Regions from separate parts of the Homo sapiens genome. Here all the other regions are linked to region 1. A link is a contact called in ENCODE Hi-C or POLR2A ChIA-PET data. All regions are on one chromosome and are shown on one strand. The core of a region is the stretch at or near the end of the contact, and the rest is flanking DNA. Distances in the headings are between cores, read along the strand shown. Region 1 holds the start of TPM4 (tropomyosin 4). Region 2 holds the start of DDX39A (DExD-box helicase 39A). Region 3 holds the start of DDA1 (DET1 and DDB1 associated 1). Region 4 overlaps CLEC17A (C-type lectin domain containing 17A).

What was found. Hi-C counts contacts between places; a loop is a spot of excess contacts on that map. ChIA-PET counts read pairs that join two places held with the same protein, here RNA polymerase II (POLR2A). Pooled maps may share reads with other maps.
Region 2: a loop to region 1 is called in a pooled map, with 13 times the contacts of the local background. The contact joins the promoter of DDX39A here to the promoter of TPM4 in region 1. A Hi-C loop is called at or near these places in 8 of 50 pooled maps. POLR2A ChIA-PET finds 5 or more read pairs at or near these places in 2 of 52 experiments (PC-9 and naive thymus-derived CD8-positive, alpha-beta T cell).
Region 3: a pooled map shows a loop between it and region 1 (14-fold over the local background). The contact joins the promoter of DDA1 here to the promoter of TPM4 in region 1. A Hi-C loop is called at or near these places in 10 of 50 pooled maps. POLR2A ChIA-PET finds 5 or more read pairs at or near these places in 3 of 52 experiments (activated B cell, activated T-cell and naive thymus-derived CD8-positive, alpha-beta T cell).
Region 4: a pooled map shows a loop between it and region 1 (5-fold over the local background). The contact joins the enhancer-like site here to the promoter of TPM4 in region 1. A Hi-C loop is called at or near these places in 1 of 37 single-sample maps with no recorded cell type and 2 of 50 pooled maps. POLR2A ChIA-PET finds 5 or more read pairs at or near these places in 2 of 52 experiments (GM12878 and IMR-90).

Annotation. Positions count from the first base shown.
Region 1 is chr19:16,074,925-16,078,015 of GRCh38, forward strand. TPM4 (tropomyosin 4) reads left to right here and starts at 1,571. Exons shown (of 8, transcript NM_003290.3): 1 at 1,571-1,773. The coding sequence starts at 1,642. RefSeq lists enhancers at 455-1,184, 1,185-1,912, 1,913-2,642 and a silencer at 1,221-2,130.
Region 2 is chr19:14,417,433-14,420,590 of GRCh38, forward strand. DDX39A (DExD-box helicase 39A) reads right to left here and starts at 1,909. Exons shown (of 11, transcript NM_005804.4): 1 at 1,838-1,909. RefSeq lists enhancers at 489-538, 909-968, 1,379-1,518 and a silencer at 1,639-1,738.
Region 3 is chr19:17,308,004-17,311,326 of GRCh38, forward strand. DDA1 (DET1 and DDB1 associated 1) reads left to right here and starts at 1,560. Exons shown (of 5, transcript NM_024050.6): 1 at 1,560-1,654. The coding sequence starts at 1,652. RefSeq lists enhancers at 863-1,424, 1,146-1,335, 1,425-1,988 and a silencer at 1,776-1,875.
Region 4 is chr19:14,603,615-14,607,143 of GRCh38, forward strand. It overlaps CLEC17A (C-type lectin domain containing 17A), which reads left to right. Exons shown (of 14, transcript NM_001204118.2): 13 at 3,379-3,488. It also overlaps a transcript of ADGRE3 not described here. Among named protein-coding and RNA genes, the nearest start is that of SNORA104, 17 kb to the right of the region's middle. RefSeq lists an enhancer at 271-520. Within about 2 kb of position 1,343, at least 3 of the 41 ENCODE cell types and tissues checked have a DNase peak (open chromatin) inside an H3K27ac peak, as active enhancers do; they include GM12878, where a contact is called at or near this core.

The sequences.
Region 1 (3,091 bases), core at 321-2,820:
CTACTGAAAATACAAAAATTAGTCAGTCGTGGTGGTGTGCACCTGTAGTACCAGCTACCGGGGAGGTTGAGGCAGGAGAATCACTTGAACCCAGGAGGCGGAGGTTGCAGTGAGCTGAGATCGTGCCACTGCACTCCAGCCTTGGTGACAGAGCGAGACTCTCAAAAAAAAAAGTCAGATCCAGGCATGAGCTGGATATGATCACCCTAATCCAGAGTTGGGGGCCCAGGGAGGGAGTTTCAGCCTGGAGGTGACAGAAAAGTCTTCTTGAGCCAACTCTAGACCGGTGTGGTGGGGGGTGACAAAGAGAGGTGATGGGGTCTGTGGTTTGTAATCCATAGGCCTGAGCTTCTCAAACTAGGAGTGATGGGAGGATAGGACTCTTGGGATAAACAGAGGACTGAAAATTTAGGGAAAGTAGGGGACATTTTTATTAAAATGAACATGGCCTATATGCAAAAATTTTAAAGATTTAACCCGAGCCTTCAAAGAAAGTGATCCTGTAGGGGCGAGTCTCTTCTAGCCAAGCTCCCCAAAGCCCAGAAATGAGGGACTAGGTCTGAGCCCTTCAGCCCTTCAGAGTATTTTGGTAAGACAGTCTAAGAACCACTGCCTTGGGCCATAGGGAGCCATAGCAGGTTCTAGGCAGAAAGAGGGCAGGCGTATTTGTTAGAAAGTTTCTCTGACCCCGTGTTGGGGTCAGAACCAGAGGGAGAAAGGCTGGGGACAGGGATGGGCGGAGGGATCCACGCGCAGAGAATGAGATTGCTTAACTCCAGATCATGGTGAGGCTGCACCTCTGAAACTGGAATGTGTGTATTTCTGGAAAACATTTGGAGTCTTCAGTTTCCCAAAAGCTGCCATTGATCTCCCTAGAGTACTGGGGACCCCAATAAGCCCAAAACAGCTGGTCCTCAGGACGAGGGAAAGATGTGAAAATCCCACTATCAGGTAGCATGGATGGCGTGGTGCATGCTATCGCAACCCCTGTTCTACAGATAAGGAAACTGATGCCCAGAGAGAGACGGAGGACTCTTGTGAATATTGGGGGGGACCGCCCCTGCACCTCGGGGACGTGACCCCCCCCCCAGGCTGACCCGTTCCTCGCTCTGTCGTCCCCAGGTGGAGGAGGAGCTGACGCACCTCCAGAAGAAACTAAAAGGGACAGAGGACGAGCTGGATAAATATTCCGAGGACCTGAAGGACGCGCAGGAGAAGCTGGAGCTCACGGAGAAGAAGGCCTCCGACGTACGTGTGCAGGGATGCGGGAGCCCGCGGCGGGGCCAGGCCGGAGCCCCGGGGCCGGGAAGGCGGGGAGAGCCGCAGGGGGAGGAGGAAGAGGAGGAGGAGAAGGCGGCGCCTCCCAGCGCTTTCTCCAAATAAGTCCCGAAAAGGGGCACTTTCCAGCAGCTGTGGCCAGCGGTGCCGACGTCAGGCCCTCCCCCAGCGGTGCTGACGTCGGCGGTCCGGCCGGGTGACCTCATCGCCCCGACGGCAGCCGGCCCGGGGGGCGGGGAGAGGCGGGGGCGGCCCCCGCGCAGGCAAAGGCTTGGGGGGCCGGGGCGCGGCTGTGCAGCTCTCGCCGGAGCCGAGCCCAGCCGAGCGTCCGCCGCTGCCCGTGCGCCTCTGCGCCTCCGCGCCATGGCCGGCCTCAACTCCCTGGAGGCGGTGAAACGCAAGATCCAGGCCCTGCAGCAGCAGGCGGACGAGGCGGAAGACCGCGCGCAGGGCCTGCAGCGGGAGCTGGACGGCGAGCGCGAGCGGCGCGAGAAAGTGAGCGCCCCGGCCTCGGGCCCCGCACCCGCAGCCTCCTCCCCCGCGCGCCCTCCTTTCTTCCCGGCTTCCCGCGCTGCCCGCCCGCGCGCAGTCCTCGGGCCGCCTTTTTACGCCCTCGGACGCCGATCGCCGACCCACATCCCTGCGCCCGCAGCCAGGACCCCCTACTTCCTCCGCCGTCCTCCTTCCTGGGCCTGGGACAGGGGAGGGGGCGCCGCCTCCGGGTCGGGCGGGGCCGGCCAAGCGGGAAATGGGGGGATGGGGCGGAGGGGGTGAGCGATCTCCGGGTGGAGAAGTGGAGCGGCGGGAGGGGGCGTATCGTGCAGGCTCCGACTCCGGGGCTGGCGCCGGGGTCCCGGGCCGAGGGGAACCCGCGACCGGACTTGTGGGGGAGAATGAGGATGAAAACGTGGAGCTTCCATTGTCTAGGGTTTGACCGGCCGACAGGGATTTCGACGGGGGACCGGGGATCTGGGGAGGGGGTCGCACTTTCTCGCCTCTTTCGCGGCTTCCCGGCTTCTGCTTGCTTCCCTGACCGTTCCCAGGGGCGCGGCGGCGACGTGTCTGCTCCAGGCGGCGGGGGGGATGGGGGGTGGAGGAAGTTCAGCCCCAAGCCGCCCGCCTTTCTCCAGCTGATTCCTGCGGGAACCGGGGCGGCGGGACCCTGCCTCTCTCCAGAAGGCCCCGGGAACGCTGGCGCGGGGCCCTGAACCCACGATCGTTTGAGCGCCTGCTGTGCGCCTCCGCCGCGAGTCGCAGGGCCCGAGATAAACAATGGGTCTGAAAAAGGAGGGAGTTTCACCATCCTCTCTGCATCATCCTCCTGGCTGTCCCTCGGGACAGATGGTGGCACCGCCAGGGTCTGGGGACAGATTTGGATTCTGGTCCCATATCATGCCACCCACAGGCTTCATGACTTGGTATTTGCTCTCTAGGAGCTTTTTTCCCATCTGCGAGTAGGACTGATAAGAATCCCGACCCCCCAGAGTAGCAGGGAGGGTCCCAGGAGTAAATCTCAGGCGTGGAGCCTGGCGCTTTGTAAATAATCAATTGTGTTGTTGTTTTTTGTTGTTTTGTTTTTGAGGCAGTCTCACTCTGTCGCCCAGGCTGGAGTGCAGTGGTGCGATCTCGGCTCGCTGCAACCTCCACCCCCCGAGTTCAAGAGATTCTCCTGCTTCAGCCTCCCGAGTAGCTGGGATTACAGGTGCCCGCCACCACGCCCAGCTAATTTTTTTTTTTTTATTTTGGATTTTTAGTAGAGACAGTGTCTCACCATGCTGGCCAGGCTGGTCTCGAACTCCTGACCTCGTGATCT
Region 2 (3,158 bases), core at 659-3,158, 1.7 Mb before region 1:
CAATAAGTCGAGACCGCGTCTATACAAAAACAATTTTTAAAAAAGTAGCCGGGTGGGTGGGGGGAGGGGGGAGGGACAGCATTAGGAGATATACCTAATGCAAATGACGAGTTAACGGGTCCAGCACACCAACATGGCACATGTATACATATGTAACAAACCTGCACGTTGTGCACATGTACCCTAAAACTTAAAAAAACTTAAAAAACACATAGCCCAAGGGGCACCTTCTATGTAGCAAAGGCTAAAAAATAAATAAGTAGAAATTAAAAAAAGAAAAAAATTAGCCCGGTGTGGTGGCATGGGCCTGTAGTCCCAGCTACTTGGGAGGCTGTGCCGGGAGGATCGCTTGAGCCAGGAGGTCGAGGCTGCCAGTGATGGCGCCATGGCATTCCAGCCTGGGTGACAGAGGGAGACCCTTTCTCAAGAAAAATAAATTTAAAAAAAGAAATTGGGGCCCAGCGTGGTGGCTCATGCCTGTAATCCCAGCACTTTGGGAGGCGAAGCGGGCGGATCACTTGAAGTCGGGAATTAGAGACAAGCCTGGGCAACATGGTGAAACCCCGTCTCTACTACAAATACAAAAATTAGCCGGATGTGCTTGCTTGAACCCGGAAGACGGAGGCTGCAGTGAGCCGAGATAGTGTCACTGCACTCCAGCCTGGGCGACAGAGCAAGGCTCTGTCTCAAAAAAAAAAAAAAAAAAAAAAAAAGAGAGAGAGAGATAAATAAATTGGGGTGAACCGAATCTGCTAAGATAAAATTTTCGAGAAACCGGGCTGGACAGGATCTAAAGCTCAAAACTGATTAGATCAGGAAAGGATCCGGCGGGGTTTTCCCCGCCCAAAGTGGGTGGCCATGACCGCTAAGGCGCCAGGAGCGCATGAACTTGAAAGGTGACAGCGGGGAACTCACAACCCAGACACGCCACGTGTACCCAGTTACCCTCAAGTGTCCCCAGGCAGGCTTTCCACCCCGGAGTTTATTCCCACCTGGGGACTCCTATTTCCAAAAGAAAATCTTTTTTTCATTCTGTTTTTTTTGAGGCAGAATCTCGCTCTGTCACCCAGGCTGGAGTGCAGTGTCGCGATCTCGGCTCACTGTAACCTCCACCTCCCGGGTTCAAGCGATTCTCGTGCCTCAGCCTCCCGAGTAGCTGGGACCACAGGCGCTCGCCACCACGCTCGGCTGATTTTTTTTTGTATTTTGAGTAGAGACGAGGTTTCACCATGTTGGCCAGGCTGGTCTCGAACTCCTGACCTCAAGTGATCCGCCCTCCTTGGTCTCTCCCAAAGTACTGAGATTACAAGAGCCACCGCGCCCGGCCTTCCAAAATAAAGTCTTATTTGCTCTAAATCTCAGAATCCCGAATCCCGTAAAAAGTAGACCAAGAAGAAGGTAGACTGGGAAAGGGATCAAGTCCCTCGGACCCAAAGAAACCCCTGACAACTGAAAGCTCCAACTTCTCCCACCCAGGCCCCAGACCCCGGCGTCACCCCCTCGTCCCTCTCCAAATGGCCCCAGGCCGCCGCGGGGTCTATTCGGACGAACTGACAGACTCCAAGTGGGGCTCGGAGCGCCGTAGGCCATGACAGCCCCTCCGAGAAGCGGGCCCCGAGCCCCGAGCACCGCGCGCCAACGGCTGGCCCACCCCTAGCGCATGCGCCCCGGTGCCCAACGGCCAACACACAGCGCTCTGACACACCAACCGCCCCGCCCCCACCGTCTCGCGACCCTTTCTCCCCCTCCCCTTAGATCCCAACGTCTCCCCTCGTCCTCTCGCTCTCAGTTCAGACGTCCCCACACCGCGGCCCCGCGCCCGGGATCCGCTGCTCACCTGGCTCCCCGTTCTTCTCCGCGCGCTGCTAAGAGACACTTCCAACTTCGGTTTTCCGCCGGGCGCTCAGACACGAGTTGCTGCGCTTCCTGCCTCTTGCGTCGGGCTGCTGCTCTGCTGACTGGGCCGCTGCCTTTTCATTCAAGAGAGGCCGAAGCGGTGATTGGGTCCTGTGGAAGGGACCGGGAGATTATTGGCGGAGACGGGAAGAAAGAGGGCGTGCCTTACGCCTCGCGTTTATTGGTCAATCTAAAAGTAGGCGCGCCCCAGTGAGCCGACAGACTGGCTCCGACAGCGCGCGGTCTCGTGATCTGGGTGTGGTGCTCGGTGGGAGCCGCCATGTTTAGTACTGATAACTGAAGACCGGATGATTGCGTTTTGGCGTGTGCCCCACCTTTTCGAAGAGTGGCGTCTGCGCTGGGCGCTGAAACCAGAACTGTCCCAGTTGCTATCAATCTGCGGCCTGGGGGTCCTCCACAGTGTAGGCTCTGAAAAGAATAGGGAGCTTGGAATGACTCAAATGGACAGAACATTTTGCAGTATTTGGATTTCTATCGCTCCACGATAGTTTTGTCTCCTTGATTTTCACGTTAGTAGAAGCATGCAATAGGTTGTCTTTTGTGTCTGACTTTTGCTCAACAAAGCTGTTTTTTTGAGACGGAGTCTGGCTCTGTCACCTAGGCTGGAGTGCAGTGGCGCGATCTCTGCTCACCACAACCTCCGCCTCTCGGGTTCAAGCGATTCTCCTGCCTCAGCCTCCTGAGTAGCTGGGACTGCTGGCGCCCGCCACCACACCTGGCTAATTTTCATATTTTTAGTAGAGAGGGGTTTCGCCATGTTGGCCAGGCTGGTCTCGAACTCCTGGCCTCATGTGATCTGCCCATCTCCGCCTCCCAAAGTGCTGGGATTACATGAGCCACCCTGCCTGGCCGCAGCAAAGTGTTTTTGAGAGTTGTCCATGTTGTGGGGATATCAACAGCTCGTTATTTTTTACTGCTGAGTGGTATTTCATTGTGTGGCTATACTATAATGTAGCCAATATAGTTTCACTCACCTGTTCTTGGCCAATTGATTGTTTCCGGTCTTTGGCCACTGTTAATAGAGCTTGTACTGTAAGAGTATTTTGGGGAAGATAAATTTTCATTTCTTTTAAATACTTAGGAGTGGCATGGTGGCATGGTCACTAAGCTTTATTAGATCCTGGCAGATTTATTTTCCTATCATCCTTCCTCCCTCTTTCCCTCCACTTTCTTCTTTCTTTCTTCAGGGTGTCACTCTTGTTACCTATCATGCCCAGCTAATTTTTAAAAATTTGGTAAAG
Region 3 (3,323 bases), core at 310-2,809, 1.2 Mb after region 1:
TGAAGAATGCAGTCAGGGAAGTCTTGGAGGAAATGGCAAGGTCTGGGAGAGCCCAGACATAGAAGGAATTGGTTAGAGGTGAGGACACAGGTGGGCAATGAAGACCGCAGGTGCCCATAAATGGGGCCAAGGAGGTGGGATTGAATACTAGGGAGTTACGGGAGGTGGTTGAGCAAGACGGTGTCGAGGAGGAGCTAGGGAGTGTTATGGTTCTTATCTTCTAGGGCTGCTTTAAAAACGTAATAAACACAAGAAGATGCCGGCACGATGGCTCCCAGAACTTTGGGAAGCCAAGTCTGGAGGATTGCTTGAGGCCAGAAGTTCGAGACCAGCTTGGGAAACATAGCAAGACCCCTGTGTCTTTTTTTTTTTTTTCTTTTGAGAGGGAGTTTAGCTCTTGTTGCCCAGACTGGACTGTAGTGGCTTAATCTCGGCTGACTGACACCTCCGCCTTCTGGTTTTAAGCGATTCTCCTGCCTCAGCCTCTTGAGTAGCTGGGATGACAGGCGCCCGCCACCACGCCCGGCTAATTTTTGTATTTTAGTAGAGATGGGGTTTCACCATGTTGGCCAGGCTGGTCTCAAACTCCTGACCTCGTGATCCGCCCGCCTCGGCTTCCCAAAGTGCTGGGATTGCTGGGATTACAGGCGTGAGCCACCGTGCCCCGCCTTTTTTTTTTTGAGACAGAGTCTCCCTCTGTCCGCCAGGCTGGAGTGCAGTGGCGCGATCTCAGCTCACTGCAAGATCCGCCTCACTCACGGTTCACGCCGTTGTCCTGCTTCGGCCTCCGGAGTAGCTGGGACTACAGGCGTCCGCCACCACGCCCGGCTAATTTTTTGTATTTTTAGTAGAGACGTGGTTTCACCGTGTTAGCCAGGACGGTCTCGATCTCCTGACCTCGTGATCCACCCGCGTCGGCCTCCCAAAGTGCTGGGATTACAGGCGTGAGCCACTGCGCCCGGCTGGCTTTTTTTTTTTTTTTTTGAGACTGATTTTCGCTCTTGTTGCCCAGGCTGGAGTGCAATGGCACGATCTTGGCTCACTGCAACCTCCGCCTCCCGGGTTCAAGTGATTCTCCTGCCTCAGCCTCCCTACTAGCTGGAATTACAGGCGCAGAGATGGGGTTTCACCATGCTGGCCAGGCTGGTCTCGAACTGCTGACCTCAGGCGATCTACCCGCCTCGGCCTCCCAAAGTGCTAAGATTACAGGAGTGAGCCACCGCACCCGGCCGAACCTCGCATCTTAAAAACACACAGACACACAAAAGCTCTAGAGAGCCTCGCGGAGCTGTAAACTACAGCTCCCAAGAGACTTCGCGGCCGAGGCCTCCGCCCACTTCCGGATCTCACTTTCATTGCTTCCAAGTACCGGGAGGTGCTTTGCTTCTTCAACCGAACTTGACCACAATGGGAGGAGGCGTGGCAACCAATGGGCGCATGAGTTAGCTGGATGCGGCCAATGGAAGCGTGCAAAGCGCTCCTATGTGGGGGCGGGGCTAGACTGCACACCAATGACAGGGAGGTGGTGGCGCCATCAGTGTGGGCTGTGCCGTGGCTGGAAGTTACTGTGAGGCGGCGGCTAAGAAGGCGGCTCTGGTGGCGGCGGTGGAGGCTGAGGCGGCGGCCGAGGCGGCGACGGAGGAAACAGAAGATGGTGAGGATGGCCTCCAGGCCCCCACTCCCCCTCTGCTAGACAAAATGGCGCTGTGGTCCCACCCACCTCTAGTATCCCCCTAGGCCCCTCTCCGTTCTGCCCGGTCCCCTCAGGTCCGGCCCGCCCCTCCCACTCACCTGTGACCTTCGACCCCCGGACCCTACCGAGAGCTTCCTGCTGATCCCACTGCCACTCCTTCTCCGACCCCTGACCCCATCCAGGATACCAAGCCCTGACAACTCATTCATTTCCGGGTTGCGGCTCCCCCCGGAAATCGTCTGGGGTGGGGATGGGGTCCCGTAAGACCCCCTGGTCTGGCCTCGTTCTCAGCACGCCGGACCTGGATCTCTTCAGTTCAGGAGAATTTGGGAGGCCGGCCTGGGCCCCGGGGCGGGGGAGGGGGCTTGGCACCGCGATATGCAGGGCTTTGTCGCCAAAGGAAGTGCGACATCGCCGATTGTCCCGGTTCCCCGGGCCCTGACCCCACCTCCACCATTCTGGGCCCTTACCCGCCTCTAAGAATGAAAAACTTTTATCTCCGATCCGCATGGATTGTCCCTGTGAAATGAGGGTAGCAGTAGTCTGAACCTCTTAGGGTGGTGACAATTTAGGTAACTGACGTCGTAAAGGACTCAGGATAGTGAATGCTCAACAGATGAGCTGGGTGACTCGAGGCCAGTGACGTTCTCTTCTAGCTGTCCCCTCATTATGAAGTGTGGATCGTCCCCACCTGGCTGTTGGAAGGTTGAAATTCCTTCAGGGTTCCTCAGTCATCCTGGAATTTGGGTCTGGTGGTTCTTCGGGGTTCAGTCTCCCCACCTGAAAAGTGGGATGGTGACCCACCCTCAGAGTGGAACTAAAGCCTCTCCACAACCCCCATTAGTTGGCATCCTGAGGGCTGGGAAGGGTGATGGGAAGCTTGGTCAAGATACCTCAAGTCTCCTTTGTCCCCTGACCCAGAGTCCCAGCCCACAATCCACAGTCCTTGGGATGTGGTGGGGATGAAAGGAAGACTCCCTTTCAGGAAGGAAATGGGAAGGTGGGTTCCTAGTGTGCGGGTCCCCAAGCCTGGGAGTTGTCCTTGATACCTTGGTACAGTCTCATCCCTACAGCCAATCATAAGTGGATTAGATTGTCTCTGCCTTCTGAACACACCTGAATTCATCCATGGCTTCATGCCCTGTTGCAGGTACTGCCACTTCCCACCTGCATACCTGTCCCAGCTTCTTCCCTGGTCTCCTAGCCTTGCTCTCACCCCTTTGGCAGTTCATAATTCACCTGAACCAGAAGGAACTTTTTTTTTGGAGTCAGGGTCTCACTCTGGCGCCCAGACTGGAGGCTCAAGAGATCCCCACACCAGGCTCATTTTTGTACTTTTTGGAGAGATGGGGATTCCCTATGTTGCCCAGGCTGGTCTCAAACTCCTGGGCTCAAGTGATCCTGCCTCAGCCTCCCAAAGTGCTGGTATTACAGGTGTGAGGCACTGCATGGGGCCTGAGAAGGAGGTTGTTTTTTTTTTTTCTTTTGAGATGGAGTCTTGCTCTGTCGCCCAGGCTGGAGTGCAGTGGCATGATCTCGGCTCACTGGAACCTCCGCCTCCTGGGTTCAAGCCATTCTCCTGCCTCAGCCTCCCAAGTAGGTGGGACCCACCACCATGCCCGGCTAATTT
Region 4 (3,529 bases), core at 93-2,592, 1.5 Mb before region 1:
ACTCCCAGCTAAGTTTTGTATTTTTTTTTTTAGTAGAGTTAGGGTATCATCATGTTGGCCAGGCTGCTCTCTAGCTAATGATCTCAAGTGATCTGCTCCCCTTGACCTCCCGAAGTGCCGGGATTACAGGAGTGAGCCACCGTGCCCTAACCCATAGCTCACTTCTTAATTCATTAATTCAACCAACATTTCCTGAGCACCTACTATGTGCTGGAGACTATTCTACATATTGGGGATCCAGTGATGACCAAGACATATGAGTTCCCTCTTCTTAAACTGCTCTGATTTTGGTGCCTAGAAATAGCAAGGACTCTCTAAATGTTAAAGAGTCTTCTGGTTTTCTGGGGCTCAGACTTTGGGCCATCTAGGCTGCCCCTGAGGCATCCCACTCTTCCATCAGCAAAGCCTTTTGGGCCTGGAGGTCTTTTCCTGCTGTTCTTGGGCACAAGAGATCTTTCTGCTCCTCCTATCCCATTCTGGGGTCTAAGACACTGTGAGGCCTTCTAAGCCTCCATCTAGTCTGATGGGACAGGAAGACCTTTCCGCTCTCTGATTTTCTGACACCTCCCTGGGGCTTTACCCAGGAAATAGTCCCCAGGTCCCTTCTGCTTTTTAGAGTCTCCAAACCCATCTGGGGTTTTTACCATCACCTGAAAAGCTCACCGGAAATGAGATACCAGATTCTTCTCTCTGGGGCCTGCCATGTCTACACATTTATTATTTCCTTCCCATGGTGACTTTACCTCCCCACATTTTTTTTTCCATCAAAGCAGAAATTTTATTACCCACATTCTTTGACCACAATGCTATAACGACAGAAATATTTTCTTTTACAAAAATTTCAATCACCTTAAGAATGTTTAAAGTCGGCCGGCTGCAGTGGCTCGACTGTAATCCCAGCACTTTGCGAGGCCGAGGTGGGCAGATCACCTGAGGTCAGGAGTTTGAGACCAGCCTGGCCAACATGGTGAAACCCTGTTTCTACTAAAAATACAAAAATGAGCTGGGCATGGTGGCGCGTGGCTGTAATCCCAGCTACTCAGGAGGCTGAGGCAGGAAAATCGCTTGAACCTGCGAGGCGGAGGGTGCAGTGAGCTGGGATCACACCACTGCATTCCAGTCTGGGAGACAAAGCAAGACTCTGACTCAAAAAAAAAATTTTTTTTTTAAAGTCACCAGATAACTTTGGATTAAAGAAGAAATCAAAACTGCAAATAAATAAAAGCAAACATCAATTGGCATTGCCTATAGTAGAACACATGAAATAGATTATAGTAAAAAATTCTTAAAACACAAAGAATTCCAGGATGTGGAAAGCTGGGGCGAGTGTTACTCACACCCAAACAGCAACAATAGCCAGAATAACTACAAAATCATAACTTTTTCTAAACTCATTAGCTAACTGAGATCACCTGGCAGTCAAAAAGTCTAAAATGGGCTGGGCATGGTGGCTCACGCCTGTAATCCCAGCACTTTGACCTCCCCACATTTTTTTTTTTGAGACGGGATTTCGCTTTTTGTTGCCCAGGCTGGAGTGCACTGTCGCGATCTCAGCTCACTGCAACCTCCACCTCCTGGTTTCAAGCAATTCTCCTCTCTCAGCCTCCCGAGTAGCTGGGAATACAGGCATGACACCACGCCTGGCTAATTTTTGTATTTTTAGTAGAGATGGGGTTTTGCCACGTTGGCCAAGCTGGTCTCGAACTCCTGACCTCAGGTGATCCACCTGTGTTGGCCTCCCAAAGTGCTGGGATTACAGGCATGAGCCACCGCGCCCGGCCACCTCCCCACATTTTAAGGAATCTTGGTTTGGTGGTAAGTTGGGTGAGTTAGATGTGATTTGCATATAGTAAAATGCACAGATCTTTGATGTATGTTCAGTGAACTTTGACAAATGCGTACACCTGTGTAACTGTCAAACTAACCAATATTTATAATCTTTCCACCACCCTAGAAAGTTTTTTCATATCCTTTTTCTAGTTAATCCCTCCCTGCCCCCTACTTGCAACCACCAGTCTAATTTCTTTCACCATCAATTTGTTTGGAGAGGAGTTGCTTCTAACTATATTTTCTTCCCTATCTTTTATCTCTGTCATAAGTCCTTTCTTTTCTTCCAAAGACCTGGGATTTTGACTTTTTTCCGGGACAGAGGCTTGCTCTGCTGCCCAGGCTGGAGTGCAGTGGTGCATTCATAGCTCACTGCAGCCTTGAACTCCTGGGCTTAAGGGATCCTCCCACCTCAGCCTCCTGAGTAGCTGGGACTATAGACACGCACCACCACGTCTGGCTAATTTTTAAAAATTTTTGTAGATATGGGGTCTCAGTATGTTGCCCAGACTAATCTCGAACTCCTAGTCTCAAGCGATCCTCCCTCCTTGGCTAAAGTGGTGGGATTACAGATATGAGGCAGCGTGTCAAAAGCCTGGGCTTTTGAAATACCAAAGCTAGGAAACCTACTTTTCATCTTCCTTCCTTCTTTTCCTGGAACAATGAATTCTTATGTTGTTTGGATGCAGATTAAGGCTACCGAGTAGCACAAAAGTGCAAGAGAAACCAAAAAAAATCAGTTACTATTGCTAAAAATGTCACTTAAATGTTATAATGCTACCTACTAAGACGTCCACAGTATGAGGCTCTGCACAGTGGCTCATGCCTGTAATCCTAGATCTTTGGGAGACTTACAGTGACCTTTGGGACATGCAGTGAGCCATGATCACACCACTGCACTCCAGTCTGGTTGACAGAGTGAGACCCTGTCTCAAAAAAAAAAAAAAAAAAATTAGGCTGGATGTGGTAGCTCATGCCTGTAATTCCAGCACTTTGGGAGGCTGAGGCAGGTGAATCAACTGAGGTCAGAAGTTTGAGATCAGGCTGGTCAACATGGCGAAAGCCCGTTTCTACTAAAAAATACAAAAATTAGCCGGGCGTGGTGGCGGGTAGCTATAATCCCAGCTACTCGGGAGGTTGAGGCGGGAGAATCGCTTGAACCCAGGAGGTGGAAGCTGCAGTGAGCTGAGATCGCACCACAGCACTCCAGCCTGGGTGACAGAGCGAGACTCCCTCTCAAAAAAAAAAAAAAAAAAGTTAATCCTCACAACACTACCAGGAGGTAGCTACTGTGAACCCATTTTACAGGTGAGGAAACTGAGGCACGGAGCAGTTCGCAGATTGCATGAGAAAAAGTAGCACGATTATTCCCACCACACATGCTACAGTGGGAGGAAGACATTGATCCTGTTCTGCATACCATGGGGACGGGGACGGGTTGTGGGAGGTGACGTTCCCAAGCCCTAAATATGTAGGACAGGGCACAGGGCAGGTCCTCACCCTGAGGGTCATGTAGAGGAATGGCTGGCTGAATGGAATTTTTATTTGCAGAATTTTGTGGCCAAGGCCCATGGCTCTCCACGGGTGTACTGGCTGGGGCTGAATGACAGGGCCCAGGAAGGGGACTGGAGGTGGCTGGATGGGTCTCCTGTGACATTAAGGCAAGTGCTTGGGTTTCCTGGGGTCTCTCTGCTTCCTCTGT